2 separate regions of the Homo sapiens genome follow, and region 2 is linked to region 1. A link is a loop called in an ENCODE intact Hi-C map of the cell type or tissue named here. Cell type or tissue: heart right ventricle. All regions are shown on one strand. Links, peaks and the distances in the headings refer to the core of each region. The heading gives the core; the rest is flanking DNA. Region 1 overlaps AGBL4 (AGBL carboxypeptidase 4). Region 2 overlaps AGBL4 (AGBL carboxypeptidase 4).

The links. Peaks named below come from ENCODE experiments on the same cell type or tissue, not always from the same donor. Only the 100,000 strongest peaks of a DNase experiment are listed, where the experiment ranks them.
Region 2: it touches region 1 in a loop (2.5-fold over the local background); 15 of 110 quality-filtered maps call a loop at or near these places.

What each region holds. Positions count from the first base shown.
Region 1 is chr1:48,697,166-48,713,721 of GRCh38, forward strand. The region is part of intron 6 of AGBL4 (AGBL carboxypeptidase 4); the gene reads right to left. Among named protein-coding and RNA genes, the nearest start is that of BEND5, 71 kb to the right of the region's middle. RefSeq lists a silencer at 11,734-12,090. In heart right ventricle, for the core only: no CTCF peak of the experiment used is centred there; no DNase peak of the experiment used is centred there; H3K27me3 peaks cover 813 bases.
Region 2 is chr1:48,810,772-48,827,327 of GRCh38, forward strand. The region is part of intron 6 of AGBL4 (AGBL carboxypeptidase 4); the gene reads right to left. Among named protein-coding and RNA genes, the nearest start is that of BEND5, 42 kb to the left of the region's middle. In heart right ventricle, for the core only: a CTCF peak has its summit at 6,949; a DNase peak (open chromatin) is centred at 6,930.

The DNA of each region.
Region 1 (16,556 bases), core at 3,485-11,484:
TCTAAGCTTTACTATTCTGAAGGGCCAGGGAGCTTACCACGGCCCGGGTTCATCTTTGGACATCACCAAAGCACCACCTGGTTCATTAGGAGAGGAAGGAATGAAAATGCCCCGTGCTGCCACCTGCTGGTGACTTCCAGCATGGCGCCCTGAGAATCCACTTTGTTCTTTCTACAGAAAGGCTAGGGAAAGGAAGGGATGTTTATGGAGCCCCTGCCAGGTGCCAGTGCTCTACTCTCTAGGTCTCACTTAATCTAGATAACAATTCTGAAGGGCAGGCATTATCTTTCCCATTTTACAGATAGGTAAAGTGAGGCTGAGAGAAGTGTGGTAATACAATGGTAAGTAGGAAGCAAAGATGAGACTTGGGTCCCCATCTACTGACTTCTGGTCCAGTGATTTTTCCAGTGCTTCAAAAACTAATCCAGATGAATGGATCTATAGCTGAGAGATTTCAGTACTGACCAGAAAGATAGAAATAGCATTACGGGTTTCTAGCAACTTCCTTGGTATCCCTGAAATCACACTATGTAACCATTCACCTACTCCATTAATTCTGGCCCTTGAGACATACCCAGAATAAAGATACAGAAAGAATGGTGACAGAAACCTCTCTAGATCTGGAGCCTGAAATCACTTAAAGAAGTTTGGGCAAATGTCCTGACACCTGGGTTGATGCAAGAGGCTAACTTCCTGGTGGTTTATGGAAAAGGTGGCTGAATATTTGAGAAAAAAACGTTATATGCAGCTTCTGAGCCTCAGCCACCCAGCCTGACTCTGGTCACAACTGGATCCCTCAGCCGGATTCCAGACCAAACCCCAAGGCCAGTTACCAAATGACTACTGTCACGGAATGACTCCTAAGGCTGGGCCATGGCTGGACTGAGCCTGGAATAGCCCAGGCTCTGGACTGTGTTCTCCCTCCACTGTACCCAGGCCATGGTGACCCTCCACTCTGGGAAATCTGCCTCCATACACACAGCTAAGCCTTGGTTTGGGGGTGACCTCAGCTAGGCCATGGGCACTGAGGATGGTTACCAGGCTTGGGGCCAGTCCAAGAAAAGATCAGTGGGATGCAGGGTGCAGGGAAGCATAGAGAAGCAGCAAAGAGGCTGGAGTGGACAGGGAAAGGTGGTGATAAACCAGAGCATGGGCCTGGCAGGGAGATGAGAAGAGGAAGGTCACTACGGTACAGTGGGAGAGAAGCCCAATAGCTCAGAGCCTTCAAAGACCTCCTTACCCAACACCAACATTTTGACTCAAAGAAAAAGGAAACTGCCAAGGCCACCTGAGATGTTGGTGGCCGAGACCAGATCAGAACCAAGTGCCTTTTGTCCTCATCCTGAGCTCCTCCACTGCTCACATGGGGAGCTGGATCACTGTGATGTTTCTGTCCTTTAGTCCTGCCCAGCTCACAGCAGCCCTGTGTACTTGTGGGCCACAGATTCTTATCTCCATTTGATGAATTGGGAGACCAAGGCTCATACAGGAGACAAACCTTGCCCAAGAAGAGGGCATGAAACTGAGCAGTGTCTCCTGGCCTCAAGTCCCACCTACTATGTGCCCAGCATTGGGACAGGTACGTTACATGTACACCATCATTTCATTTTCACAACACCCTGGCGAGGTAATGCTGTTGTCCTATTTTATAGATGAGAATGCTAAGGCCCAGAGAAGTTAAATAACTGGTCACAGAGCAAAAAAATAGGAAGGAGAGCAGTGTTTAAACCTAGGTCCAGCTGATCCCAAACTGCTAGCTGCCCTTAGAAGCTGGAATCACCTCCCCACATCTTTAAAACAATTTAACTCTCATTGGTGCTAGTAGGTTGGGGATCCTCTGTGGACCATATATTTCTCTAGCTGCATCTCTACATCCAAAGATTTTCCTGGTCTCTCATGCCTGCCTCTAGGAGGAGGACATCCATAATTCTGGTCCTACAGCCAGACATTGTCCCAGCATGTGGGGCTCAGCTTTCATTTCTATCCTGTCTCAGGGGGAGCTCTGCATAGGACCCAGGCTTTGGAGTCAGGCAGCAAGGGTTTGCCTACTGGCTAGGTTGCTTAATGCTCTGTGGTCTTAGGCATGATACAGACCCTTTTAGCCCCTGAGTTTTGTTCTCTGTAAAATAGGGACAATAATGCCTACTTTGTGGCGATGCTGTAAGAATATAAAATTCTTGGCACATAGTAGGCACTCAATTAATTATCGTTTGAATATTATCATTTTTACATTTATGTCTGTGTCTTTCTCTGTACAAGATACTGTTTGCTGTCATGCCCATATTCCATCAGCCCACCTCATGCAACCTGATGTTCAACTACCAGCATCTGTACCTGATGCCTCTCTCTGGCCATTGGAATCCACTCTGTCCATATACATGGCAAGACAAAGGTGCCAAAGAATTTACACCTTCTTCCCCAATCCAACAGCTCTCAATCAATGACTGATGAGAATTTGTGAATAAATTACCCTGGCTCTCTTACCTTTTGTTGGGGATAATTGCAAGGCATATTCTACACTGTCTCCCAGAGTGAGCAGCATTGAACCTCAGTTGTCCACAAAGGGTGAAGTTTTCAGTAACTTACCCTTGATTGGCTTCCTTCCCGTTTCTATCTTATTTCCCATTTCCTCCTGGTTTTTCTCATTTTCCAAAAAAATTACTTGCATTCAGGGTCTTGTCTCAGGGTCTGCTCTGGGATAACCCAAACCATGCACTCTCATGATACTATTTTTATTTTATATACATACATACATATACATATATAAATATACATTATATATATATATTTAGAGACAGAGTCTCACTACGTTGCTCAGGCTGGTCTCAAACTCAAACTCCTTGGATCAAGCAATTCACCTGCCTTGGCCTCCCAAAGTGCTGGGATCATAGGCATGAGCCACTGCACCCGGATGTTAATGACACTATTAACTCCTCTGTGCCCCTTTCCCTTCCCCTTGCCTCCACCTAGAAGGTGCCCAGCAGATAATTTCACACACAATAGAGTCTATCAAATGCCTGCACATTGCTCATAGGTTCCCTCCATTTTGGCTCCCAGGAATCCAGCTATTTGGGGCAATGTCTGTAGGGCAGTTCCTGAAGCTGGAGCAAGTTATCCAGCACATCCAGGCTCCCTCTGACAGTATCCTGTCCATGATGCTCCTTGTGCTCTTCTTCCAGGATGGTTAGCAAGGAGAGGGCTGCACAGCACAATTGAAATGCACAGCATTTGCATGGAGCATGGGGCTTTGTTCTGACAGCAAACAAGGGAAGTCTGCCATATGTGGAGGCTCAGCTATCAAGGGCTTCACTTAAGAGGAAATTAGCCTCAACATTCAGAGGAGGGAAATGTAAAATGATGTCCCCTTCTGAGAAAGGCAGTGTGTGGACCTGACAGGTAGGAGGGCATGTGTGGTCTCAACTGGCTGCCACACTATCTGCATGTCCCTCTGCTGTGTTCCAAGATTATTTCAGCATCCCAAGTGCAGGGCCATCTCTTATCTACCCACAAAAGAGCCAAGAAGGAAAGGAAGGGAGCTAAGAAGTTTTGATCACCCACCATGTGCCACAGACCTCATATACACTACCTCATCTAATCCCCAGAAAAGTCAGCAAGTCTGTAATTATTATCCCATTTATACAAGGCAGGAAACTGAGTCTCAGGGAGGTGATGAATACTGTCCATGGCAGGTCTTGCAGTAAATGGAGGAGTCAGGCTTCAAAGCCAGGTTTGTCTGACTCCACTATCTTTGTTCTTTCCCTTCTCCTCCCACCCCAACGAGAACACAGTGCCAGTGAAAGGGCTTGTAGCATCAGAGATAAGCTGAGATCAAAACTCTTGGCTGAAGTGCAGCGTGAACATTCTGGGGGATTTTTCTGTTTGCACTAATGCCCAAGCCCAGGAGTGGTGGGAAAGAGCCTTTGGTCCATCTCCCCATGACCCTCTGGCCACACCTGCATCTTTGCTCAAGCTGCCTCCTGCTTGGGATGCTCCTCCTCAGTCCCTCCCCTTTAAGAGCCAGCCTTAGTCTTCCAGGAAGCCTTCTCCTGCCCCTTCAGACCTCTCTTGCTTCTCTTTTCATCCACACATTCAGACCTGGGAAGAGGCAGCTGATCCAGGAGAACACCCACCCTGTGGGGTGGGGACACTGCTTCCTGGTCCTATCTGTGACTCTGTGTGACCATAGGCAGGTGTCTGCCTCATTTTGGTTCTCAGTTTCTTCATCTATAAACTGGGAAGAATAATACATGTTCTACCTAATACCAGATTGGCTTTTTTTTCTTTTTCTTTTCCTTTTTTTTTCTTTTCTTTTTTAGAGATAGATCTCATTGTATTTCCCAGGCTGGAGTGCAGTGGCTGTTCACAGGTGCCATCATGGCGCACTGCAGCCTCAGCCTCTGAGTAACTGGAGCTACAGGCACACACAGCCACATCCAACCCAGGTTGTTTTTAGCATCAAGTTAGATAATAGACATTAAAATGCTTTAAAATTGTTAATGTATAATACACTGGATGATGATTAACAGCACTGGGTGATGATTAATAACTTGATTCATACTGAGGGTGTGTTTTGTGCATTCACCAAATAGTTTTTGAGCACCCACCGGATGCCAGTTCCTTTGTTGGGTTTTATTGTTGAATAAAACAATAAAAATCCATAATTCTGAACTCTCAGTCTACTAGAGGAAATAGACATAAATGAATGAATGAATGAGTTAATGAACGAATGAAGCACATAAAATTACCCTTCATTGAATGTTATACTATTGGTATAGTAGCTGACTAGTAATATTTAACATGGCATCTCCCATCTTTCCATTAAAAATTTCATGAAGACATAAAATAACACAAAATGACAATAGTCATATGAATTGTCTAATTTGGGGGTGGGTAATTTCAGCACTCCACCTCTGACTATTCACCCCCATGCCAAACTGTGTGAAAACACTTTACTTCCTGCATGTCCTGTCCCTAAACCTTGGATGCATTGAGCAGGAAAGCAGGAGTCCACCGGTTTAGACGACCCGCCTTCTGCTTTCTGAGCCAGCCAGAGCCTGAGTCCTGCACTGCCCTCCCTCTCCCTGGCCCTATGTTCCCCTCTTCTTCTTCTTTGTTTTTTTTTGTTTTGTTTTGTTTTTTGTTTTTTGAGTCAGTCTTGCTCTGTTGCCCAGGCTGGAGTGCAATGACACGATCTCTGCTCACTGCAACCTCCACCTCCCAGGCTCAAGCAATTCTCCTGCCTCAGCCTCCCAAGTAGCTGGGATTACAGGTGCCCACAACTACGCCTAGCTAATTTTTATATTTTTAGTAAAGACAAGGTTCCACCATGTTGGCCATGCTGGTCTCGAACTCCTGACCTCAAATGAACCAACCGCCTTGGCCTCCCAAGCAAAAACCTGGGATTACAGGCATGAGCCACCGTGCCTGGCCTCTTCTTTTTTAACATTCACTCAGAAATGGCAACTCTAAGCATGCAGCACAACAGGAAGTAGGGGATAGGCTGGCATCCAGGAACACCTGGACACTTAAAGAAAAGCCTGGTAAACAGGGATGAAATAGAAAGTGCATTGGAGGTAGTGCATGCTGCAGGGAAGGAGGGTCTTTTAGGTACTATTCTGGGCAAGGAGGAAGTACAAATTGCATTTGATTCCGTAGTCAGAAAATCTAGAAGTTGACCCTGGAGTAAAACCAACTTCAGGCAGGCAAAATCAGCCCACAAACAGAACTGGGGCAGGGCACCTTGACTTGAATTTCAGGTCTAAATCTGGAGATGCACATCCCACAGTGAGGGGTTAACAGTGCTTTACTTTTAAGCTTCCTTTTTGCAAATGCCAGGTCTGCAGAGACTCTGCTCTATTCAAAGATGATTAAGCAAAACAAAATAAAACCTCCAAGAAACAAAAAATGGGCCTTTAAAGAGATACACTACAGCAAAAAGGAAACATTGCCCTAAAAACTTAGAGAAAGAGAAAGTTGAAAGAAAATCGAGAATGCTTCAGAGACCATCTGCTTGGTGTTCTTCAAGAGATGCAAGAAGACTTGGCTTCTAAGAAGAGAAGGAAGGAGGATAAGATAAAGGCAGAGATGCAAAGGAAGCTGAAAGTAAGACAATACGGCAAGTCGGGACAAAATAAAATACCACATTAAAATTCCCATGGCAGTGAGAAAAAACAGAATTGACACTGCAGAAAACTGAAACAGTGATGAGGACAAATTTGAGCAATTCTCAACGAATGCAGAAAAAGAGGTCATAGATGAAGATAAGAAAGGAGATGATAGATACAAAAGAAAAGAATAAGTCTAGATTCGAATTATCAATATTCCTGGTAGGGATGGGGTATAAAATAAAAAAGAAAAGTGACAAATACATAATAGGGAAAAAGGACTTTCAGATACAAAGCAAGTATCTACTTGAGTCAAAAGCCGAAAAGAGATCAGTGTTCCAGGCAATGTTAATAATAATAACCAAAAAGACATAGTTAGCTAGATCTTGGCAAAATAAACCTCAAGGGTTATGTGAACACACAGGTAGGAAAACAGGTGGGCAATTAAGAAACAAAAACCCATCTCTGAATTTTCCTTAGCACTAGAATCAGAAAAAAAGAGTTATCAAGCATTGAAGGGGATATCAAGAAAAATAAAAACATATAAAATTCTATGTTGTATAAAGAGAAGTAAAAAATTATTGCTTTGTTGTTAACTGATAATTAGAGAAATATAGATACACACCCATGCATTGCTAAAGGATGGGGATATGTTCTGGGAAATGCCTCATTAGGCAATTGCATGGTTGTACGAACAGCACAGAGTGTACTTACACAAACCTAGATGGTATACACTACTATATACCTAAGCTGTATGGTGTACCTATGGCTCCTAGGCTATGAACCTGTACAGCATGGTACTGTACTGAGTACTACGGGAAATTGTAACTCAATGGAAAGTATTTATGTATCTAAGCATATCTACACTTGATCTTGCCAAAAGGCCAAAAAGTGATCTATCTAGACATGTTTAAACAGAAAAGGTACGGTAAAATATAGTATAAAGATTTAAAATTGTATACCTCTATAGGGCACTTACAGTATAAAACAGAGCTTGAAGAACTGGCGGTGGTGAGCGAATGTGAAGGCCTTGAACATTACTGTGCACGAGTGTAGACTTTAGAAACACTGTTCACTTAGGCTACAATCAATTTGTTAAAAATATTTTTCTTTTTCAATAATAAATTAACCTCAGTTTACTATGACTTTTTTACTTTATAAACTTTTAATTTTTTTAACTTTTTGACTCTTAATAACACTTAGCTTAAAATACAAACACATTGTACTCCTGTACAAAAATACTTTCTTTATATCCTTATTCTATAAGCTTTTTTCCATGTTTAAAATTGTTAAGTTTTTTTTACTCTTTAAACATTTTTGTTAAAAACTAAGACAGGAACACACACATTAGCCTAGGCCCACGCAAGGTCAGGATCAACAATATCACTGTCCTCTACCTCCACATCTTGTGACACGGGAAGGTCTTCAGGGGCAATAACAGGCATGGAGCTGTCATTTCCTATGATAACAATGCCTTCTGGAATACCTCCTGAAGGACCTGCCTGAGGGTGTTTTTATAGTTAACTTCTTTGTATAAGAAGGAGTATCCTCCAAAATAATAATTAAAAGTATAGTGTAGGAAGTACATAAGCCAATCCCACAGTCATTCATTATCATTATCAACTATGACGTCCTGCGCATGATTGTATGTGCTGTACTTTTATATGACCGGCAGCACAGTAGCTCTATTTACACCAGCATCACTGCAATCATGTGAGTAATGCTTTCTACTACAATATAGCAATGTCTGCGCTGTCACTAGGCGATGGGAATTTTTCAGCTCCATTATAATCTTATGGGACCACTGTTGTACACACAGTCCATCTTTGACCAAAACATCATTATGTGGCACACGACTATAACTGTATGTCACACATTTTAAAGCATGCATTAGGGAATGAATTTACAAAGAGTACTTTAAACTTCTATATTAATTTTAAAAATAAAAAACAGTTTATTAAAAAAATAGAGAAAACATTAAGAGCAAAAAATGTATAAAAAAGAGAAAGTATACAATTGGGTGACAAAGTCAAACAGCAGATATGAAATGATGGTAAACAGTCTGAATTATTCTATTAGGGGACAAAAATTCCCAAGCTAAAATGAAAACATTAAATTATGTGCAACTTACAAGAGATAAATCTCATAAAAATTGTTAACATTTATTGCATACTTGCCATGTGTATTGCATTGTACTAAGCATTTCACATACATTGTCTCATCTAATTCTCCCAATAAACATATGAGGCAGAAATATCATTACCCTTGGGTCTCAGGTTTGGCAACTGCAGCATAGGGGGCTAAGTAACTTGCCCAGGTCAAACAGCTAACTTATAGTAGAAATGAGATTTAAATCCAGTCTGATCTCAGAGCACAACTTCTTAAACATTACCTTCTTCTGCATCTCAGGCAAAATTACACAGTAATGTTAAAAATTAAACTTCCAAAATGTTTTAGGCACACCCAATTAAATAGAAAGCAGAGGTGACAATGTTAATCACAAAGCAGAATTTGAGGCAAAATTATTTAACAAGGAAGAGATTGATGGTGTTAAGTTGATAAAAAGCAAAATTTATATTGAAGATTGAACAGTGATGAACCTATTGCACCCAACAAAACATTCCAATTTAAAGCAATAAATATTAGAAATTCAGGGAGAAAGCAACAGAAATTGTAGCAGGAGGTTACATGGCATACATAGAGAACAATAAAAAGTGAATTTGGTTGTTTCCAGTTTCAGACATTCCTACTTAGGCAATTAAAAAGTATATTTAAAAAGCAAAAAAAGAGCAACACAAAACTGATGATGTGCTTAACTCCAGGGTAAACAAAGTGATAGGGCATTGAGAAATATGTTGGTAATGTTCTAATTCTGGGGTTGGGTAGTGAGTTTGCAAGTGTTCATTATATGATTATGCTTTATAACTTATGGACCTATATTATTTTATATGTATTAGATATTTTAAAAGATGAAGAAAAATGCCAAAAGGAAACTTAAGTAAGGAAAAAGATTTGAAAAATAATAAAGTTTACTTAATGACATGTAACAATTTCTACTCTACAAACATAAATGAATTTGGTAAATTCCAAATGATAAAAAGATATACAATTTTCATTCTCAAAATATAACTGCTAAAACCAGAAATAAGGAACAGTGTTTCAACAACAGGAATAGCTGCAGCTAACTGCCACATGGAAATTGAAATCACTTTTCTAAAAAATATTATGTCAAAGAATAAAAAAATACAACTACAAAATATTTAGAAAATAATGAAAATAAGAAAACAATTTATCAAACTAATGGAAAGCTGCAAGTACATAATTTGAAAAAGAACCAAAAAGAAACCTGTGGAAAGCAGTAGGAAAGAAGTAGTAAAAATGTAAATAAAAAAAGTTAGAAAACAGAAAAATAGTAAATTTGACGACAAAATCCAAGAGCTAACTCCATAAATTTTTGTTAAATAAATGAATGCATCAATGACTAAATGATGAGTGCATTAATAAATGAAGTGACTATCTGGGGTTCCCACATCTGAATCCAGAGCTGTTACCTGGATATGGTATCCAAGCTGTCTATGCTCTGAGGGTCAGCCTCTGACATCCGGAATAGTCACTTAAAGAGAAAACTTTGAGCCATCTGGTCATGTTCCTGAGGTCGTTCTTGAGTGAAGCACCCCAGCTAGGAAATCAGTCATCTCCCAGGCTCTCCTTCCTGTCCTGAACTTGCCTAAAGAGTTAACTTGGCTGGGAGTGGTGGCCCATGCCTGTAATCCCAGCACTTTGGGAGGCTGAGGCAGATGGATGGCTTGAGTCCGGGAGTTCGAGACCAGCCTGGGTAACATGGTGAAACCCCATCTTTACTAAAAATACAAAAATTAGCTGGGCATGATGGAGAGTGCCTCTAGTCCCAGATACTTGGGAGGCTGAGGTGGGAGGGTCGCTTGAGCCCAGGAGGCGGAGGTTGCAGTGAGCTAAGATCATGCCACTGCACTCCAGCCTGGGTGACAGAGTGAGACCCTATATCCAAAACAACAACAACAACAACAACAAAAACAGAAAAGAAAAAGACTTAAGTCTTGGCCTAGTAAGAAGAAATTAACCAGCACTGGGCAATTGTGGGAAATGGCAGCTCAGAGCCCCACTCAGAGCCATAACAGCATTGCCAAGGGATGAGAAGAGAGAGCTTCCATTGACACTCTGCCATGTGCTTGGGCTAATCAACACATGCCTTGGGCATCATTTTCCAGAAAGAATTTCTGGGCTGCTCTTGGGCATCCCAGTGCTCTGTCAAAATAGCCTCTTGAATTATAAAACCACCAGTGACAAAGACTAATCTTCAGAAAAACTCCCAGAGGCTCAGTGTGCTTTGTGGTGAAGTCTATCATTACATAAGCCCAAGCTCCATGGGCTGGGAATTGGGTGTTTCTCTACAGCGGCTGATGGGAACTGCCAATGTGAGGTCTCAGGTCATGAAGTCCACACCAGACTCTGGCAGTGACACACTTCAGCTGGTGTTTAAGTAAGGGCCATGCCAAGCTGTCTATCAGGTTCTCACATGCCTGACCGGGGTGATTTCTGTTGTCTCATTTGAGTTTGGGGCCACATTTTTGGCCCCTATAAATATTTTACTTTGTGACTCTGAGAGTGATGCTCTCTGAATGGAAAGGGGCAGGGGAGGAAAAGAACATTGGGTGGGCACTTTCCATGTCTTAAGTGTTTCCTACACATTCACTCATTTAACCCCGTGATGTGGGCAGTATTGTTGCCATTTTTCAGATGTGGAAACTGAGGCTTAGAGAGAGGTGAAAGGATTTTCCAAGGTAACATGGGATTTTCCAGGGTCTTGGATAAAAATCACACATTTGTGTTCTTTCACAACCGAATCCAGAGTGAGGGTTACCTTTGGTGGGAAAACTGCCTGGATCTTCCAGCCCACACCCAGGCTCAAAGAGTTGCCCTCTGCTCAGCCTGCTACCTCAGGTGCCTCTCTGTGCATGGGCCAGATAACACCCAGGGCAGGTGATGTGAGCAATGAAGGAGAGCTGGGGCTGGAAGGGTTGTGTCAGGGACTGCAGGGACCCTGAAGAGGGATTGACCATTGTGAATGAGAGGAGCCGTTGGGGCTTGATGAACCACAATGATTCTGAGACAAGGCAGGGATGTGGGAGGGCATCTCAGGCAGAGGGCAGCATATTCAAGGGCCCAGAGGCACAGTGAGAAGGACAGTGGGATGACAGGGAGAGCCATGGTTGGGTGGGTTTCTAGGAAGGGCCCTAGAGAAGATCCCTGCTCTAAAACACTTCATTCTGCCAGCAATGGCACCTACTGAAATCTTCTAGGCAGGGAGGTCATGCTTACAGCCTTGTTTTCAAGGGATTATCTGGGCTACCAAGTGTGGGACAGAATGGAAGGGCTGAGCCTAAAGCTCATTCCCTTCTTTCAGGAAGAAAAGCCTCCAAAATACGATAGCCTCTGAGAGGTAACCTGCCACCACTAGTGACACAGAAAATAAGTCTCTCTGGTGCCAGTGACTTTTCCCCACTGGCCACCTCCCTCTGCCTCCCTTGGCCTCCCTGTCTGGGACCCAATCAGGGGATGGCTGCTCCAGCCTTTCCTGCATACTCAGTCCTGGGGAGGCTGCAAAGTCAGGCAGGACCAGGGTGAGAAAGTTGGAAGGGAAGAGGGGAAGGATGGCCACATATTGCCTGAGGACAAAGACACAGGCCTGGCTGGACTCTTATCTCCTTCTCACTGACTGGCCGAGTGGCCTCATGGAAGTCCCTTCTCCTCTCCGGCCTCTGGGTCTCTATCACTAAAAGGAAGGGCTCTTACTTGGATAAGGTTCCCCTCCACAGTGATAGCTACTATGCTATCAGTGACTCTCTGGAGTGCAGCTCCAAGCCTGCTTCACTGCCACTTCACCTCCGCCTTTCCTTTCACGAAGTTCAACGAAATGCCTATTCTTGTACTAGGCTCTGAGCTAGGCTTTGTGGCTACAAAGACAGATAAAAATACTACTTGTTTACCAAAGTGTTTGTATATGTTGTTAAGTGAGAAAAGCAGGCTACTCAAGAGAATGTCATATTTATGTGTACATATCTTGTGAGTGTGTGTATACAACAGATATGCTACACACCTACACACCGAATAGAAAACCAAAAACACATACACTAATCTAAATAGTTATTTGAGAGGCAGTGATATTTCTTTATAACTTTGGGCTTCCCCACCCCCCAAATATTCTTGCATTGCACTTTACTTTTCAAATTAAATAGCAACAGCTAACCTTTAGTGAGCACTTACTATTTGCCAGGCATTATTATTATTATTATTATTATTATTATTATTTTGAGATGGAATCTTGCTCTGTCACCCAGGCTGGAGTGCAGTGGCATGATCTCAGCTCACTGCAAGGTCTGCCTTCCAGGTTCACGCCATTCTCTGGCCTCAGCCTCCTGAGTATCTGGGACTACAGGCACCCGCCACCACGCCTGGCTAATTTTTTTGTATTTTTAGTAGAGACGGGGTTTCACCGTGTTAGCCGGGATGGTCTCGATCTCCTGACCTCGTGATCCACCCACCTTGGCCTCCCAAAGTGCTGGGATTACAGGCGTGAGCCACCATGCCCGGCCTGCCAGGCATTATTTTAAGAGCTTTGAATAATTAACCAATTGAATCTTTGCAAGAACCCCATGAAATAGGTCCTGTTGTACACAGACCCACTTTACGGATGAGGAACCAGAGGCACAGAGAGATTAAATAATGTTGCCAAGGTCAAATAGCTCCTAGGGTGATGAAGACAGCATTCAAGTCTCCAACAGTGGCAATCCGACTGGAAAGACTGAACTTTCACTGTCACCACAGGGCCTCTCACAAGCAGCAGTTGCAACTATGAAGAAATGCGGTTCCCCTGCCTTGGAGGGAGGAGAAATATGAACACTCATTCACATCAACAGGGAGGGCACTGAGGTTTACCTGAGGCACAGTGGGGTTGTGTGGGACTCTGAGCTCTGAAGTTCCCCTGGGAAGGGCTTCTTACTGTACTTACAGTGCCATGGAGGATGTATTCACTGGAGGAAACTAACTTTCCCAGCTGAGAAAGAAGCAGAGAGAAAAGCCTAAAGGTGGGAACTGTCTGGGGCTGCCCAAAGAAATGCAGGAGCCAGAGCGTGGGGTGGTTTGCTTGTGGAGAGGAAGGCGGGCATGAGAGGGAAGGCTCACAGGTGATCACATGCCAGATACAAAGGCCAGATTGGATACCAGTTGAGCTAAGAGGCCAGGCTTTGTCCTAGTACAGCAGGGAGCCATGGAAGGTTTACCAGCAGGAGAAAGACTGGTTAGACTGGATTTAAGGGTCCTTGTTAGGGGAACCTCCATTCATTCTCCATCCCTGCTCCCCTCTGTCCCTCTTTTCTTTCAGTGTGGAGGCAGGGAAACCAGGAGCCTTCCTGTTCAACATGCTTTCATACCTTGCCTATAGGCCCTGCGCTGGGAAGACCTAAAGATGAGTAAGACTGGGTTCTCCCTACCCCATTACAGATTTTACAACCAGATATAAAACCATTATTAGGACATAAGGCAGCTCTTTGAAAGATGGCTGGAATTCGCCACCCCACCAGCCTACCTATGGAGCTTCTGCACATCCGTTAAGATCCAGCTCAGACATTACCTCCCCTAGGAAGCCTCCAGTGACAAACCTCTCACATGGATTTCTCCATCTCTCCTCTTTGGGACACGCCTCACTCCTGGCACTGTGCATCCTTGTCTGTCTGTCTGCCCCTACTGCTCACCCCTGATCACCCTTGACTGGAGGTCCTCCAGGGCCTGACCGCAGGTGATCCACCTCCAGGTCCCAGGGTCCAGCTCCAGCCCAGCCCATGGTCAGCATCCACAGAGTCTACTGACTGGAGGATGACAAAGGCTGGGCTGCACTCTTGGGGGGCTGTGGAGGAGCAGGGATCAGCAAAGGAGGAGAGCCCTGAGGTTCAGAGATGCTGGAAAATGCTACATATTGGAGGTGAGACTAGCTTGGGCCTTGAGTGATGCTACTACCAACTGAACAAGTGCTTTAATGGCCTCTTATGCTTTTGGGGTGAGCCTGTCAGTTCCCATCTGTGTGAGTTTGTGGGTCCCAGCATTCCTTGTCTTACCAGGGAAGTCATTAACCTTTGGTGTTAAATGTGACTTGTCTGCATACAATCAGGGAGATAAGCACCAGGCACCGCTATGTCAGGAAAGTCCCATTTGACATTCTGTCTGTTCCTGCTAATTAACAGGCCCAAAGAGCACACGGATGGGCTTATCCCAGCAATTGCTGCTCACCCCCGGGGCTGGATCTGCACGGTGTTGCCTGCCTGGGTCGAGTATGGAACCAACCCTCTCCCCAGCCCACCGAGCTCCAAAGCAAGCTGTGCCCTTGCCCCTCCATTCCTGTCACCCCTCTCTCACTCCCTCTCTCCCTTCCCTTTCCCCATAATTTCTCCCTCTCTCCCTTCCCTTTCCCCATAATTTCTCTGAGAGTCCTTATTTCCTCTTGCCTGGACCCCAGAAGCAGCACCCTAACAATCTTCTTGCTTCCAGCCTGTCCTGTTCCAATCCTCCACGCTGAAGCCAGAATGAACTTTCTAAAATGCAAACTGGAGTACATCCTCCTTCCTGGAAACCTTTCCACAGCAACCCAAGGCTCTTGAGGATGTGGCTCCCATTTTGTTCTCCAACCTCCTTTTCCTGAACCACCTCCTTTTCTCAGTCATACTCGCTCTGGCCCCATCTGTGCTACTCCCTCCTCTTCTTTGCTTTTCTGCTTCCTCCTTTCTCTCTGAATCCTAAAAGCTCCAATCCAACTCAAGGCTCCCCTTCTCCCCCCAGGAAGGGGCCCATTCCCTTTCCTGAGGCTCTGAAGCAAGCTTTAGTGTGTGTGGGCTTTCCACACATATCCCTTCCTTCTTCTGTTCCACAAACCTGTGTTGAGAAGTACTGTGGGCCAGGCACTGTGCTGGTCACACTCAACCATCCTTCCCTCCAATCCTCAACACCACGCTGGGAGGAGGGAGACAGGCTCTTCAGGACCTGGCCCTTTTCTAACCTGCTTGCCCCACTCTTTGCTGCTTTTTTCCCCACGGGTAGGACCCTGAGCATATCATTTCCCCTCTCTGGCACTCAGTTTCATCCTTAGCAAAATGAGGCCTTTACCTCTCAATGTTGTTGTGAATTAAAAGTAATAATAATAATAGTGATAATAATAACATAGAGCTCTAAACACAGGCCGGATGCTGTTCTGTGTGCTTTATATATATCAGCTCCTTACCCCCACAGTGTGGTCTGCAGGGTTAAGGGACTTGCTCAGCTGCAGGCCTAGCACCCAGGAAGCATCCAGTAGCTGTTGGCATCACTGGACAGTCACACCTGGCCTAGAGGAGGCGTGTGAGATGGGAATACACCAGGCACGTTCTGGGGATGGCACACAGATGAGCCTGGCTGGAGCTCAGGGCTCATGTTTGATAAAAGATTAATGAAATTATCAAATTGACCTTGTCAGTGTCTGCTCAATCCAATTACATAGTTGTGGCCCCCGTGAATGGGGTTAAAACAGGAGTGCACATGAGAGACACCAAAACAGCAGCTATGAGGGAGATGGCGGCCACCCAGGAAACCCTGGAGGGAAGTCAGTGCTGCCCATGTACCAGTACCTGTCTAAGAACTGCTTGTCACTCCCAGGGGTGCAGCATCCTGTTACTTTGGAGAGACAGCAGCTGAGCATCCACTAGACAGGGATGCTTGGTACCGTCAACTGATGCCCACACAGTGCTGGGCTCTGTGCTGGCACAAGACTCATGGTGAGCAAGACACAGTCCCTGCTCTTGAGCAGTTCTTGTCTGGTAGGTGAGACAGGGAGGGAAACAAAGAGAATTCAGCAAAGTGAGCAGTGCCCTGATTGATGGCAACCCAGAGAAGGCACACAGTGATCAACCTGGACTCAGGGAGTTTCCAGAAAGATGGTTCCTGGGCTGAGAAGTAACCCAGGAGCTGGCCTAGAATAGAGAGAGATGGGGAGGGTGGGAGAAGGGAGAGCCATTCTTAGGGGACAGCCAGGTTTCAGTCAGGAGGACTATGAAGCAATGCTGTGTAAAGCAGCTGAGGTTGCGGAGTTCATTAGTGGTGGAAAAGGTTGGGGTGGGGGTGCTGCGTCCGCAGTGGGAAGCACAGAGCAGCTCTGGCACTGGAGAGGAGAGGTTAGGGCCCATTGGGGTCACAGGATGAAGGGTATGGTGAGTTCTGTGAGGGCAGTTTTCCAGAGAATGAGCCCTAGCAGTCCTCTGCGTACGGGGCACTCAGCCCTCCCTGGAACAGTCTGCAGAGCCTGGATCATGTGGACATTTGAGGAAGACAGAGCATCAACTACAGCTTGACCAATTCAAGGCTCTAAGGAGGACCCTAAGGAAGAGGCTAGGT
Region 2 (16,556 bases), core at 3,859-11,858, 110 kb after region 1:
AAGGGCAGGGATGTGGTCTTCTCATGTTCTCTCATCTGAGGCAACCAGTTCAGAGCTGCTTGCTCGTTTATTTTATTTGTTTCCCTTTTAAATTCCAAGTCTCAAATTTGACCTTTGGACGATGCTAGTTGGTAAAAGGCCCAGGTTTTCCCACATGCTGATTGTCTGCTGTGCTTGTCCAGTGTCTACATATGGAGTGGGACAACAATGCTTGTAACTGATCCTGCGTGGAGGCCTCTTCCTCCCTCCCTTTTTCCCCCATCCCTGGTTCTCTGGAAAGTATCAGGAATAAACAAGAGCACATGTGGCACAGCATTCCTCTCTCTGGCTCTGTCGCCAACAGATGGGACACAATAGGTGTTCCTCTGGAGCTCTGATTCTCAGCAGATTGGGAGTGCAAGGTAGTGGGTGGGGGTGGGGGTGGTGGATGCTAGATGGAGCAAAACTCAAGTTCTTCAGGTCAAACGCATGTGTGTCATGGAATCTGAGGGCCCGAAGGAACTGCTAAGACCATTCAACATTGGTACATAGTTTATCTGGGACAGATTGGGGAGGAGAACTGCCCACAGTCACATAGACCTCTAGTGAGAAAGCCAGGACCTCAGACTCAAGCCTTCTGAATCCCAATTTTGTGCCTTCTGTATGTTCCTGGACAGCTTTGCTCAAGCATTTACAGTGGCTTCCTATTTTTAACTGTTTCAAATTCAAATGTTCTGGTCTGATAATTAGGGTCTAAGATCTGATTCTCACTTTACCTTTCTAGGTTTATTTCAAACTCAATGAGCAACTTGGATTGGTACATCCTGCTCTTGAAAATTTGATCTACAATTTCAACTAGTATTTTTTTAAGTCCCCCTCTTCTCTGATTTCTATTCTAGGATCCCCGTTTCCTAGTTATGTGTGTCTGTCTTCTTGATTCTACTCTGTCTTGCCCAACTCTGGTTTCTGTGAGGTCCAACCCTCTCTACTAGAGTGGCTTTTGGGTGCATATCTAGGAAGAGCACATTGTGTTGCAACAGATAGGGTATGTACGGAGTGGGTGGGATCTGATTTTAGAGCCTCCTGCTAGAGGGGTTGACACAGCAGTGTCCAGGGCATGGCTATCTCTGATCACAGCCCAAGAGGCAGGCATCAAGAGGGTCTGAGATGAAAGATAAGGAACCGTTCAGCAAGGTCTTACACAGGGATTGGGTAACTGTGAGAGGTGACTTGGAAGTTCAGGAAGAAAGGCAAACTCAGGAAGGTCCATCCAGAAGTCAGGGCAGCATAGTCAGGAAACATGATGAGAGGCCACTACCTGAAGTTGAGACAGATAATAAGTGTGGGTCTGTTGTGTGGCTGGGATCTTACAGGTGGGGAATTGTCTTTGTGGGCATCAAAATGGACAGAAGTTCCCAGGGATGAGTCAGGCCAAGAGGCATATTTCTCAAGGCTGAAAGTTGTCCAGTGAAAACTACAAAGCTGGATTCAGAATATCTGAAGTCTTAGAAAAGGGAATTCGTGCTGTGTGATGGGGGAGAGGATGAGTATGATTTTAGGTGAATAGTCATTTTGGGGCTATGGGTCATGAACAGAAGGAGGAAGTAGATTAGGAGGTTCTTAATTCACAATAAGGACTCTGGATCAGATATTCCTATTTCCCCCACCTGCTCCTGGACAACACTGCGCTGGCCTAGACAAACTCAGTAATTTCTTAATTTATTTATTCATCAAACACTCTCTAGAGTCTGCTCTGTGCCAAATCCTGGGCTAAACACTGGGGAAACAGCAGTGAATCAGATACATTCCCAACCTTTAAGGATTTCATTTCTGGGAGAAAAACATTCTCCCATTACTGGGTATATACCCAAAGGATTATAAATCATGCTGCTATAAAGACACATGCACACATATGTTTATTGCGGCACTATTCACAACAGCAAAGACTTGGAACCAACCCAAATGTCCAACAATGATAGACTGGATTAAGAAAATGTGGCACATATACACCATGGAATACTATGCAGCCATAAAAAATGATGAGTTCATGTCCTTTGTAGGGACATGGATGAAGCTGGAAACCATCATTCTCAGCAAACTATCGCAAGGACAAAAAACCAAACACTGCATGTTCTCACTCATAGGTGGGAATTGAACAATGAGAACACATGGACACAGGAAGGGGAACATCACACACTGGGGACTGTTGTGGGGTGGGGGGAGAGGGGAGGGATAGCATTAGGAGATATACCTAATGCTAAATGACGAGTTAATGGGTGCAGCACACCAACATGGCACATGTATACATATGTAACAAACCTGCAAGTTGTGCACATGTACCCTAAAACTTAAAGTATAATAATAATAAAAAAAATGGAGTGATAAGTGCTTTGAGAGACGGAAGACAAGGGGGCTGTTGAAACACAGAAGAGGCACCTAACCCAGATTGGAGGCAAAGTGAGGTAGTCAGAGGGAGTGGATTAGGAAGTTTCTAAAAGACGGTAATGTCTGCTGAGAGACATGAATTCAATATATGAAGAAGAAACAGTGTCATATTGTTTTAGAGAAATACAGGCAGGCTTGTGAGATGAACTGGCAGAAAAACAAAACAAAAAAACTTCAGTTCATGAGTGGAAATAAGCAATGGGAAAATCAAGTAGGTTGTTCTTAGATGTCCAGATTTGTAAGCACATGGCATTAGGGAGGTCTGGACTCTTGGTTGAGGTTCAAGAGAAGAGAGAAGTGATTCCAGGCTCCCAGGAGGAGGCTGACCTCATCTAAAGGGAGCCTAGGCTTGATGATGGAAGCCTCACGTATTATCTCATTTATTGTTTACTATATCTACAACCTGGCCACCAGGGCTCTCTGCACTAGGGTTTGAGCTCAAATTTCCAGCTAAGAGTAAGGTGTTGCTTTGCTTCTCATGGGTCAGACTTTGTGTATTTCCCTTCCTTGAAGCCTTGGTGGAAAGTAATAACTGGTGATGGAGCAGAATTGGGTAAGGTGGATCCTAGTACTAGACTTACTATTCTTCCTGTGTAGACTTCTTTGCTCCTTCTCTTCTGGCTCTGATGGAGACATTTTGGGTAGCTTTTTTTTTTTTTCAAATCAAGGCTCAGGAGAGGGCTCTGGGAGAAAAGGACCTTCATTTTAGTTCAGCTCAGCTCAGTCATGTTATGCACTGGGATTTGGAGCCAAAATCCTAGGTAATAATAATAATAACTAACTTCTCCTCTCTTGTGAATATATTTGCCTCAAGGAGTTGCCAGGGAGAATTGGCTGAGATGAGGTTAGATTTGGGTATTTTTGAATCCCCTGGCAAAATCCTGTCATGATGTTATTTCAGCAACACCTTCAGCAATATTGCTGTCAAGTAGTTTTAGCCAGAGACTGATTGTCCCCCAGTTCCCTGTCAACCTCCTCCTTGGGACCTTGAATCTCTTTGCTCTTCTCTTGATCTTCAGCCAAGAGTTTAAACCTCACTGGTGTAATTTACTTGCTAACATTAACATTTAAGGACTTCCTGCTTATTTTCCCATCACTGAATTCTGCTCATTTGCTACTTTTTAAAAATATTTTTTAATTGACATATAATAATTGTACATATTCATGGGAAACATAGTGATATTTTGATATATATAATATATAGTGATCAGATCAAGGTAATTAGCATATCCATCATCTCACACTTATTTCTTTGTGCTGGAAACATTCAATATCATTGTTCTAGCTGAAATTATATAACTATTATTGTTAACTATAGTCATCCTACAGTGGCATAGAGCCCTAGAACTTATTCCTCCTATCTACCTGTAATCTTGTATCCTGTAGCAAATCTCTCCCTATGTATGAGATCAACTTTTTTTTTTTTTTTTTTTAGCATCCACATATGAGTGAGAACATGCGGTATTTAACTTTCTGTTCCCGGCTTATTTCACTTTACAGAATGTCCTCCAGCTTCTTCCATGTTGCCATAAATGACAGGATGTCAGTCTTTTTGATGATTGACTAGTATTCCATTGTGTATATACACCACATTTTCTTTATCCATTCATCTGTTGTTGGACACCTAGATCTACATCTTGGCTGTTAACAGTTCTGCAATAAACATGGTGGTGCAGATGTCTTTTTGATATACTGATTTCCTTTCCTTTGGATAAATGCCCAGTAGTGGGATTGCTGGATCATGTAGTAGCTCTATTTGTACTTTTTTGAGGAAACTCCATACTGTTCTCCACAGTGGCTGTACTAGTTTACATTCCCATCAACGGTGTATAAGAGTTCCCTTTTCTCCACATCCTTTCCAGCATTTATTATTTTTGTCTTCTCAATAATAGCCACCCTCATGGGTGAGATGATACCTCATTGTGGTTTTCATTGGAATTTCCTTAATGATTAATGACATTCAGCATTTTCCATATATTTTTTGGTCATTTGTATGTCTTTTGAGAAATGTCTGTTCAGATCATTTGCTCATCTTTTGTTGGGACTCCAGGGACTGATTATTCCAACAATAATGGTGAATTTTTCAAACAAACAGGTAGGGTACTTGACCTCATGCTTAGTTACATTTTCCCTTTCATGTTTTCCTTCACTGTTAAACAGAACAGTGAGTTGAATACCAGAAATTCAACCAGGGTGAGTAAATTACCAAGGTAATAGCAATAATGGCCATTTGTAGAACAGTGTGGTATGATGGAAAGAACAGGAGTCAGTAGGAACTAATTTTGAATCTGTGCTTAGTTAACCAGCTCGGTAGCTTTCAACAAGTGACTTCACTCAGTTTCCTTATCTAAAAAAAAATAGGTGTCATAATTCCTACCAGATAAGTTTTTTGAGAGAAGTAAACTATATTTAATTCCTCAAGGGTTGAGTGCATAATATATTCTTCATATACTCAGTATCTATAGAGCACCTGGCACACAGTAGGTAGAAAGTGAAAGATAGCAGTTAGTAATATTTATTTGGGAGAGAATATATTATAAACATCCAGGCAAATCAAGAAAGAGAACGATCATCTTGTTCTTCACTGTATGGATCTCAAAATCAGAAAGGCAGATGGGTTAAGAGTTCAAGGCAGTTCTAATTACAACGCTAATGTTATTAGCTGTTAATTATCTGCATGTTGCTATCAACTTAGCTCAGTCAGATGTGGTCTCTCTTTCTGAAAGCAAATCTTGGTTCTCTAAAATATCTCTAATGTAATTAATATATTTCATTACCTTTGTTCTGGCATTAGCTGCTCAAACTAAACAAAACATGGGCAGATTTTGGCCACTTATTGAGGAACTGTTTTGTGTGTGTGTGTGTGTGTGTGTGTGTGTGTGTGTGTGTGTGTGTGTAGAGAGAAAGAGAGAGAGACAGACAGACACAGACAGACAGAGACAGAGAGCTAGACAGAGATGTCGCCAGCTCTGTTGATTATGGATTTTGCTATATAGAATTACAGTTAAATGCTTATGTCAGATTAGCAGTGGTTAGCTGGGGAGAAGGTTGTATACAAGTTGAGGACTAAAGGTAACCTTTGAAATAGTTGCACTGTTGCTTTTTGGATGGGCAGATACGATTTGAAGTCCCTTGATCATATCTGAGATCATCCTTTTATGGCAGAACAGCCAGATTTTGCTTTGCCAAGTCAATCTAAAAAGTAACTCAAACAGAACTGTGGTGGGGCCTGGCCTCTACATTCAGGTACTTGTAGGAATAAGATAAGGAATAGGTATATGTTGAATGAGGTATAATAAGAATTTGAAATACCTTTTAACCAGATAACTACAAAGGCAAGAAACTTATCATGTTTCTAAAGAGAGCAAGGAAATGCCAGCCTGTAACCCTCAGGTTTAAGGGTCAACTCTCATTTCCCTCAAGGATTATGGTAACTAGTCCCTATAATCAATAAGAAACCTCTGGTACCCTCTGAACTTTTGTAAGAATCTTGAAAGATGCTTCTTCATGTGTACATACAGTAATTCAACAAATGTTTGAACACCAACTATGTGCCCAGCAGAGAGATGAATAAGATATGGTTCTGTCTGTAAAGCGTCCACAATCTAATGAAGGAAAAAGATATCATAGTATGCAGTAGTATGATACATGCTACGATAGAGGTTTGTGCAAACCACTGTGAAAGCACAGAAGATATACCTACATCTGTCTAGGCAAGGAGGGGCTTAGAGAATGCCCTCGAAGGTGGTCACGATGAATAGGAATTAACTAGATCAACAAGTGTGAAGGAAGTCATTTGAGGCTGAGGGACCAACATGTGCAAAAGCCTGGAAATGAAATAGAAGTTAGTCCATTCTAGGAACTGTAAATACTTGAGAATAGTTTGAGCACAAAGAAGAAAAACTGGGAAAAAAAATGAGGAGGGGTGTTTGCCCAAGTGCTTTATGAAAGCCAGAGATGAGCGCCCACCCCTCTCCCAACGTATGACATTTTGAATGTTGCTATTTCCTGCCCCTAAAGATCCTTTATCACTGGAATAGTGGTATTCTGTTAAGTTTAGGCCTCAGCCTATCCACTTAAAAAGGTACCTGGTTGACTAGCCTCCAGAATCAAATGAGATAGTGGATACAAAGAACGTAACATAATCCTGTCACTCCATGGAGTCAGAAGACCTGTTTAATCACTAGCTTTGACATTTAGGGCCCAAGTGTGAACTTGGGAAAAAGCTATTTAACTAGCCTGAACTTCAGTTTCTTTATTTATCAAATGGGTGTGCTTATGGAGAGGATTCAATAAAATAATTTTCTATCATTCAATATATAAACCGAGTTTTGCTGCTTAAGCAAAATGGTTTATTAGTATTAATCCTGTGGGTATCTGGACCCCTGTTCCATTTATGCATGTGTCCAGATCAAGTTGTCTAACTTGCCACACTGATGAGCTTGAGTTCTCCCAACAGCTTTGGTCAACTAGAATCCCAGCTGACCATACAGGCTGGCTCTTTGCTGCCCCCACCTGTCTGGAGCCAGCTTCCACAGTAGCAACAGGACTGGAAGCCCAGCCTGGTGCTGCAGCTTTGGCCTCCCTCCCACACATCCTGATATGTCAGGAATAGAAAGTGCAGCACCTAGGACTAACCTCAGCTCATACCCCTTCCCAGTGTGTGTTTTTGTGTGCTTGCAGATGCACCTGGGAGATGCAGATCCATTTTGGGTGAATGGTGGAGGCTGTGTAGTCAGTAGGCAAAAAGCTAATACGTTCCTGTTTGTCCAGAGCCTCAGTGACTTCTTAAGCACCTGAGAGTCTGCAGTCTTACCGGAAACATTCCCGAGATTAGGTCAAATTCATATCTGATAGTCAAATTTGGAAAGGCCACCATTCTCCTTCAGAAGCAAATGATTTCACCAGCTCCATCTTCCAGCCGGAAACATTCCCGAGATTAGGTCAAATTCATATCTGATAGTCAAATTTGGAAAGGCCACCATTCTCCTTCAGAAGCAAATGATTTCACCAGCTCCATCTTCCAGCTGCGTAAATTAGTTAATTACAAAGGCTGTAATTTGCAATCAATATTATCTCCGTGGCATCTACTTCACCGAAGGAAAATATTTATGGCCATATTTGAAAAGGGGCATATTGCCTTAATTGGGAGCCATACATGAAACATTGCACTAAGTGACTCTTAGGGCACTGATGTCAGTTTTTGCTTTTTTGGTCTGGGAGGTTTGGGGGAGAAAACACAGGCAGATTCTAGATAAAGGCCCTGATTTTCACAAGATAAAAACAGCCACAGACACTGATCCTCAGACACAAATCCTAAACACAGAGAAATGCTTTATGCACAAAGATGCCTGTGATTGAATTTTTTATAATGGTGAAAAAATATGCACTTAAACGTTCAACCAAACAGTTATTTACTTACTTATTTACTTGATGGAATATTATCTAGTCTTAAAAACAATGGTTATGAACAACTATATATTAACATGGAAAATTCTAATACTGTAATATTAAGAGAAAAAAGAGTAAGAAAAATACTAGATATTTGACATCTTCTTTATAATATGCATGCAAAAAACAGCCTGGAAAGAAATACATCAATATAGCAACGGTGATAGTTTTTGAGCATTTTAAGTTTATTTTTTCATGTGTTTTTCTTGAATAGACATATATTGATTGGCAAGCAGAGGAAATGATTTGTCATAATGGCAACCCCACAAAGTCACTATATTCCACATCCTGGAGTGAGGAAGCTAGCCTGCATCATGGAAATATATTTTCCTTCAATTAGGAAGCAAGTATTAAAAATATATACAATGGACTGGATGCTTGTCTTTGCCCTCAAAGCTTCATGAAATATTGAAGAAGGACAACTCTGCTGCTGTGTGAAAGAGGCTCGTACAGACAGTTTTCTCCTAAATCAGCCTGGGTGGTCAGTGAAGGCTTCCTAGAGATGACGATATTGAAAATAGATTTTGAAGGATAAGGAGGCAGATAAGGAGATAAAGCATTCTGGAAAAATAAAACAGGACAAAAAGGTATGGAAGTGTGAAAGAATCTGTTATGTTTTGGGGAATAACCAGTGCTTAGTTGTGGCTAAAATGCTGGGTGCATGAAAAGGAGTGATAAAAGGGGTCATTAGGCCAGATTCTGAAGAGCCTTGAATGCCAGTGTAAAGCAGCCCTTCTCTGAGAAAGGCTAGAGAGGTTGGCATTTATCCTGAGGGCAATAAGGAAGCATCAAAAGTGTTAAGCAGGGTCAGGAAGTGGCCAGAGTCATATGCCAAGAAGGTCTCTCCGGCTGCAGCATGGACTTGGGAATGGATTTAAGGGGTGGATTTGTGGGGGATACAGATACAGGTTGAAGGTAGAGAGGCCAATTTGGGGACTACAGCAGTAGTTCTGGTGAAAGTTGCAAAGTGTGAACCAAGGAATGCTAGACTTACAAGAGCCCCTGGAAATCTTCTAGTCCAGTGTTTGCATTTGACATTGGAGGAAAAACAAGCTCCAGAAGGGGAAGAACTTTTATTTGTAAGGAGTTCTTTGCAAGACTCTTAATAGGCTTTAGCCCATCCACCAATGTATGGTGTTTCTGTTCTCTTTAAAGTGTTCTTGCCAATAGGTGGTCCAGCTTTTGCTCACACACATCCAGTGATGGGGATCTTGCCACCTAAGAAAGCTGATAGTAACCCCACTCTTGATTCAAATGGTTCTTCTATTGAGCCTAAAATGGGCTCTCTTAAGCTCTGCTCTCCAATCATAGTATTCCCTCATGTAGCCACACAAAGCCATTCTGCTGCCTTCTGCATTGTGCTGTGTGTTTTCATGCTGATTGTCTAATTCAACCTTCCTAACTTCCATTCTAAGTAAGCACAATTATTATTTCTACTTTACAGGTGGAAAAATTGAAACAAGAAATTACATGGAACAAGGATAAGGTCTTTTCTCTGGGTTTTCTATTTGTTATCCTCAGGTTATTTTGACTCCAGTGCTATAGTTCTGAGTACTGTCTGGGCCCTGGGACTTCCTTAGAAAACACTCTCATTTAAGGTTTGAAGATCTGAACTGAATATCGGGTTCCCCAGAGACCTATAACTGGTACAGAATATAGAGGCATCATCACTCCTTGTGATGGTTAATTTTATGTGTCACCTTGACTGGCTATGAGGAGGTACACAAATATTGGATCAAACATTATTTTGGGTGTTTCTGGGAGGGCATTTTTGGATGAGTTTAACACTTAAATTGATAAATGTTAAACTATGCTTTATTGTTGAGTAAAGCAGATTGCCCTCCGTAATGTGGGTGGGCTTCATCCAATCAGTTGAAAGTCTGAATACAACAAAAGGCTAAATAAGAGAATATTATTCCCTGAATAAGAGGCAACTCCTCTTACCTCCCTGATTTTGAACTGGGAAACCAGCTTTTTCCCTGCCTTCAAACTCCAACCGAAATATCAGCTGTTCCTAGGTCTTGAGCCTGTCAACCTTTGGACTGGAACTATAGTTGGCTCTACCTAGTTCTCAGGCCTTTGAACTCAGATTAGAGCTATACCATTAGGGGACTTAATAAATGATAAAGTTTCTGCACAGCTAAAGAAATAACAGGGTAAACGGACAAGCTACAGAATGGGAGAAAATATTTGCGAAATATGTGTCTGACAAAGGACTAATATCCAGAATCTACAATAAACTCAAACAATTCAACAAGAAAAAAAACCAAACAATCCCATTAAAAAGTGGACAAAGGATGTGAACAGATATTTCTCAAAAGAAGACATACAAGTGGCCAATAAACATATGAAAAAATGCTCAACATCACTAATCATCAGAGAAATGCAAATTAAAACCACATTGAGATATCATCTTACACCAGTAAGAATGGCTATCATTAAAAAGCAAAACAACAACAGATATTAGTGTGGATGTGGAGAAAAGGGATATGTTGATGGAAATGTAAATTAGTATAACATCTATGAAAAACAGTATGGGGATTTCTCAAAGAACTAAAAATAGAACTACCATTTGACCTAGCAATGTCACTACTGGGCATCTACCCAAAAGAAAATAAATCATTGTTTCAAAAAGACACATGCACTTATATTTTTATCACAGCACAATTCACAATTGCAAAGTCATGGAATCAGTCTAAGTGTCCATCAGTGGCTGGCTGGATAAAGAAAATGTGGTATATATACACCATGAAATACTATGCAGCCATGAAAAGAATGAAATCATGTCCTTTGCAGCAACATGGATGGATCTGGAGACCATATTCCTAAGTGAAATAACTCAGAAACAGAAAGTCAAGTACCACATGTTTTCACTTACAAATGGGAGCTAAACAATGGACACATATGGATATAAAGATGAAAATAACAGACACTGGGGACTCCAAAAGCTGCGAGAGTGGGAGGAGGGGGAACGTTAAAAAATGACCTGTTGGGGACAACATTAACTCTATGGTTGATGGGTACACTAGAAGCCCAAACCTCACCATTATGCAATATATCCATGTAACAAAACCTGCACATGTGCCCCTGAATCTAAAATTTTTAAAAATTAGAGATATTAAGAAAGTGAAAAGGCAAGCAACAACAGGGGAAAGCATTGACAATAATATAATTAGCAAATGATTTATATCCAAAATATATTAAGAACTCATACAAATCCATAACAAAGAGACGATCCAATTTTGGTAAGAGCAAAAGATTGAACAGACATTTCACAGAAGAAGATATTTGAATGTCCAATAAACTCATGAAAAAGTGTTGAACATCATTACTTGTTAGGGAAATGCAAATTAAAGCCATAAGGAAATACTACTAAACACTCACTGGAGTAACAAAACTCAAAAGGAGTGACAATATCAAGTATTGACAAAGGTATGGAGCAATTGGACAAAACTGGGAGGAGTTATAAAATGATACAAACACCTTGGAAAACTGGAAGTTTCTTATATAATTGATTCTGCAATTATATTCCTGGCTACTTATCCAATGAAATCAAAACATATATTCACAAAAAAGACTTGTTCAAGAATGATGATAGCATATTTTTCCAGAAAAGCCAAAAACTGAAAACAATTCAAATAGGTGAATGGATAAACAAATTATGGTATATTATGAGCAATGGAATGCTAAAGAAGACTAAAAAGGAATAAACTATTGATACATGCAACAATCTGGATGAATCTAAAAAATAATATATTGAGGAAGCAATCGGACCTAGAAGAGCACATGCTATATGATTTGATTTATGTGAAGTCCAATTGTTCCAGCACCATCTGTTGAAAAGATAATCCTTTCTTCATTGAATTGCCTTTGCATCTTTGTTCAAAATCAATTGACCATATTTGTGTGGGTAGAACTCTCTACTCTGCTCTATTGATCTAAATGTATATGTCTTTGTCAATACCACACTGTCTTGATTATATTAACTTTACAGTAGTTATTACAATTGAGTATTGTGATTCCTCCAAATAAACAAACAAACAAAATAAACTACACCATTGGCTCTCCTGGGACTCCAGCTTGCTGACTGCAGGCCTTGGAACTTGTCAGTCTTCATAATTGCATGGCCCAGTTCTTTATAGCATACACACACACATCTTACTGGTTCTGTATCTCTGGAGAACTCTGACTAATAAATATATCCCTCCTTGTTTTATAATTAGACTTCTATTAACACAGACTTTGATCACATTGGCCTTTTTGGCATCCACATTGCCTAAGTGGCATCAGAGTTGACCTAATGAATTTGAGAGATAGAATGCAAACCTAGGTCTCATGGTCCCAGCCCAGGACCTTTTCATTCCATTGCATTGCACCAAACATACCAGGACTATTCGATAGAAAACATTCTTATTCCTTGTACCACTCTTCTGGCACCAGACTTCCCAAGATTCTAGAAGTGACTTGGTTTTCTAATACATCTAACTATTCACTACATGTTTATTTATTAATAGAGCAAATATTTTCTTCCTTCTAATAGTGTGTTTTACAGTAGGCACAGTCAGGAAGCAAACTCTAAGAAGCAATTTTGATTTCCCATCACCATCTATCACCTCTGGTTCCCTCTGTTATGTCTAACACTGCTCAGTAGGCTGGAACACAGTGCCAAATAATTAACCAACATCCCCTGCTAAGTAAGCCAGCCCTAGCTGGAGGCCTATGCACACTCCAAGGTTGGCTAGACTCCAACACCAGGGGAAAGGTCAGCTGGGGCAGACTGAGTACTCTGGTGATTTAAAGGTGCAAGTCCTTACCAATCACCTTTCCTGATTCTCTCCTTCTTCTTTTCCCAAGGCCTCTGTTTAGAATGTACTTCACCTTTGTTGTCTGCCTGAGAAGTTCCCATTTTCCCCTCAAAACCCAGCTTCAATGCCTCCTGCTTAGGAAAAGCTTCCTGCCCCTTCCTTGCTGCTCACACAGCACCCTGCACACATTTCTACTTGGCTATGACTATTGTACTGCATTGCTTCACTTCTCCTTGTCCTCCTTTAGACTTTCTCTAGGTCAGGAATAAATCTGATTCTCCTGTTTCCCAGTGGCCAACACAAAATATGGAACAGAAGAGGTACCAAAGCATGTGTAATGCATGGATGAATAATTGAACAAATGAATGTTGATATCACTTGAATTTCAGGTCTATTTATTTCATCTCTGAATTAAGGAACCTCTGCTAGGCCTTAGTTTTGGCATCTGTAGAATGGGAATATCTGCTTATCAGAATCGTTACCAGGAATACATAAGAGAAAAGGATGGTGGGACAAAAGGTGTGTGTGTGTGTGTGTATATGTGCACATGTCATTAGGATAGTTTCCTTCTCCCAAGATGTGTCAATAAGACTGTGAGCCCTCCAAGAGCCATGTGTTTCTTTGAGCCTTTCTCTCTTCCTCCCTCCCTTCTTTCTTCCTTCTTTTCCTCTGTTTTCACTGAACACCTAATATATGCCACTGGGAATGTAAAGAAAGGAAAGTCAAACCTATTTTTCTGCTTTTAAGTGGCTCACAATGGGGGAGTCATATATAAGATGACAGTCACAAACCAGCACACCAAGAGCTAGGACCTAAAATACATGGGGGTCATGTGAGCATGGATGAAGAACATTCACCATAACCCACATGATCAGAGCAGACTTTTCTTATGAAGACTTAACCTCTAATAAATGGGAGTCAGTTAACTGAAGGCACAGGAATAGATAGGTTAGGAAGAGCAGTAAGAAAGAATGGAGGACATCAGAAAGTTCAGAGTGCAGAGTGTTAGGGTGAGGGGTGGTAGAGGAGATAGTGGTTGGGTAAATGTTAAAATGTAAGACTGGAGAGGCAGACAGAGGTCAGTCACACAAGGCTTTATTAGCTCTAGTGAGGTATTGGTGTTTAGATGCAGGTCAGTGGGAGTTGGGGGAGGAATCTACTTGCTGGAGTAGCATGCCTAGATTTGCTCTCCAAAGGAACAAACAAGATCCCAGTGGAAGAAGAACAACTAGGGGTAAAAAGGCTCTAAACCTGACATCCTTGGGATAAAAGCTAATGGCTGGGGAGCTTGGCCTGGAGAAGAGATGACTTGGAGGTAGGCCAGGTTACTGCCTTCAAAGCTGAGGGGCTACGGGGGCAAGCGAGGAAGCAGATGTGCTCTGCGTGCTCCAGAGAGCAGTGCTAGAACAAGTGGGTGTGACTGGCTGACCTGGAATCTCAGCTCTGCAACTACCTGTGTAAAACTGGCAAATCTCTTAACCTTACTGAGCCTCAGTTTCTCCATTTATGCAATTAGAACTGTAATACTGACCTCAGCACATTGCTGTAAGGATTTAATGTGAAGATGTACATCAAGTGCCTAGCACATGTTTGGCACATGGGAGATGCTCATGTTAGGCTCTTTATGACTCTAAAATGAATACTGAGATGGGTGAGAAACATACCGGCAGGGGTAGCTTGGAGGGAGGAGGGAAACAAGAATAATTTCAGCTTCGAACACAAACACAATTCTCTTCGCTTCCTATTTTGGGAATTGCTGCGGAGGCCAGGAGGGAGGGAAAGATTCCGATTTTAGCGCAACCCGCCTTCTCACTGGGTCTGTGACTTCCAATACTCCAACCAGCCTCTGGAGTCAGTTTTATAGAAGATTCTGTCCCTGAACTGTCCTGATGGTATCAGAGGTCTTAAGGGTCAATTTAAATATCCCACCTCAGAAAAGCCCTCCTTGATATCCCAGCATAACTAGGACTTTGTGGCACAATATCTTATTGCACCATTTATTTTTTCTTTGCCCTGATTAGAGTTTGTCTGTATATATTTGTGTGATTGTTTAATACTTTCCACCTTCCCCCATGTAAGCAGAGACTATTGATATTTTATGATGTTTTCTATTGTATTCCCAGTGCCCAGAGGAGTGCTTGGCGTATAATAGGTATTTTATTCGCTCATTGACTAAGTGAATAAGTGCATAAATAAAGGAACAAGTAGGAACCAAGGGGAAAGGGCATTTTCCTCAGAAGAAAGAGCATGAGCAAAGGCAAAGAAGTGGTAAAATGCATCATATATGCAAGTACCAAGTGAAAAACTCAGAGCATCTAAGAGATAAAAATGGAAATATCTCTTGGAGGTAGTCTGTATGTGTCTCTCAGTGCCCTGTTAATGACATTGCACTGTCTTCTATGGGCAATGGGGAGACAAGGAAGGTGCTTAAGCAGGGAAGTCCTGTGCTGGAAGATTTAGGGGGGAAGAAATGAAAGGAAGGACTTCTCCACTGCTTTCAGACTCCGTGGCTTTGCCCTCTGCTTGTCTAGGACCTTCATTTTGGATCTCAGAGCCCTTCTACCTTCACCCACAATTCAAAGTGACAGGGACTTTCTCTTATAAACGATCCCTTTATTGCATTTAAGCCCCAAGCTTCAAGGAACAACTTCTTCCCTAAAATCTCAGGTAATGAGGATCTCCCTCCTGTCACTCCTTTGATAACCCTTCCCTCTACAGTCAATCTTTAGCTTGCTTCAGAAGATGAGAGTCCCAAGCCAGCCTCAGCTACTATCACATGCTTCAGTCTCACATTCTGTAAAATGGGGCTGATGATAATTGCATTATACCAATTGATAATTGGTAGGATAATTAAACAAAATAAAAGGTGTGAAGGAGTTTGCTGAATTGGCTGGCACTGTTAAAGCCATGTACCATCACCATGAACTACTGAAACTGGCATTCTGGGCCAGAGAACTGGCACACATTAGCAAAACATGTATGTGAGCTACAATCCCAGTCCACCACCTGGTTCCTTTGCACCCCACACCCAACCAAAAGCAGGTTTGTGGTGGGAGATAATAAGCTTCATTCAAAGAGACTCCAGAGCCTAGGAATCAGATGAACTTCAGGTTAAGAAAATTTGGAAATGGCCTCATGGCCCAAGAAAGAAGATATAAAGCAAGAGGAGGCTGGAAAGTTAGAGGTTACAAACACCTCCAGATAGTGGATTGAATAAAGGTCTAGGCAGGAGAAGAATAAGTTTTATCTTGTTCCCCTTAATTGTTTCCATGATTTTGATTCCATGCCAGCATATTGCCTATTTGAGCCCAACCTTCTGAACCCTAAAAGACTTAACAAACGCTGAGTCTTTCTGGTTAACAGGAAACCTTCAAGGATCTGGCTCCAATGTCCTTCCCACCCTCATCTTCCATTGCATCACTTCACACTCTCCTCTTATCCCCATGCCCCGGAGTCTGCTACATGGGACTATTCACCAGTCCTCAAATAGGCTCTGCACTCTTTCACCACTATGCTTTTCCCACTGCCTGAATATTCTTTCCCCCTCTATCAAGATCAAGATAAGTCAAGATCTCAAACAAGTCAAGATCTTGTTTGTCCTTCAAGATTCTGGACAAATGCTATGTTTTCTTTGAAATTACCCCTGATTTCTTAAATCAGAATTACCATTTTTGTATTGCCTCAGTATGCTATTACTGTACTATACTTTCATTTGGTAGAAAGTCTGCAGTATTTGAATTTTAGTTGGTTGCTTCCATGTCTTTCCTCCATTATACTGTCTCTGCATCTTTACTGACTAGAGCAGGTCTCGATATAGCCAAGGTGCTTAGTAAATTCATGCTGAAGCAAATGAAAGAGGAGTAATAGGGAAAGTAA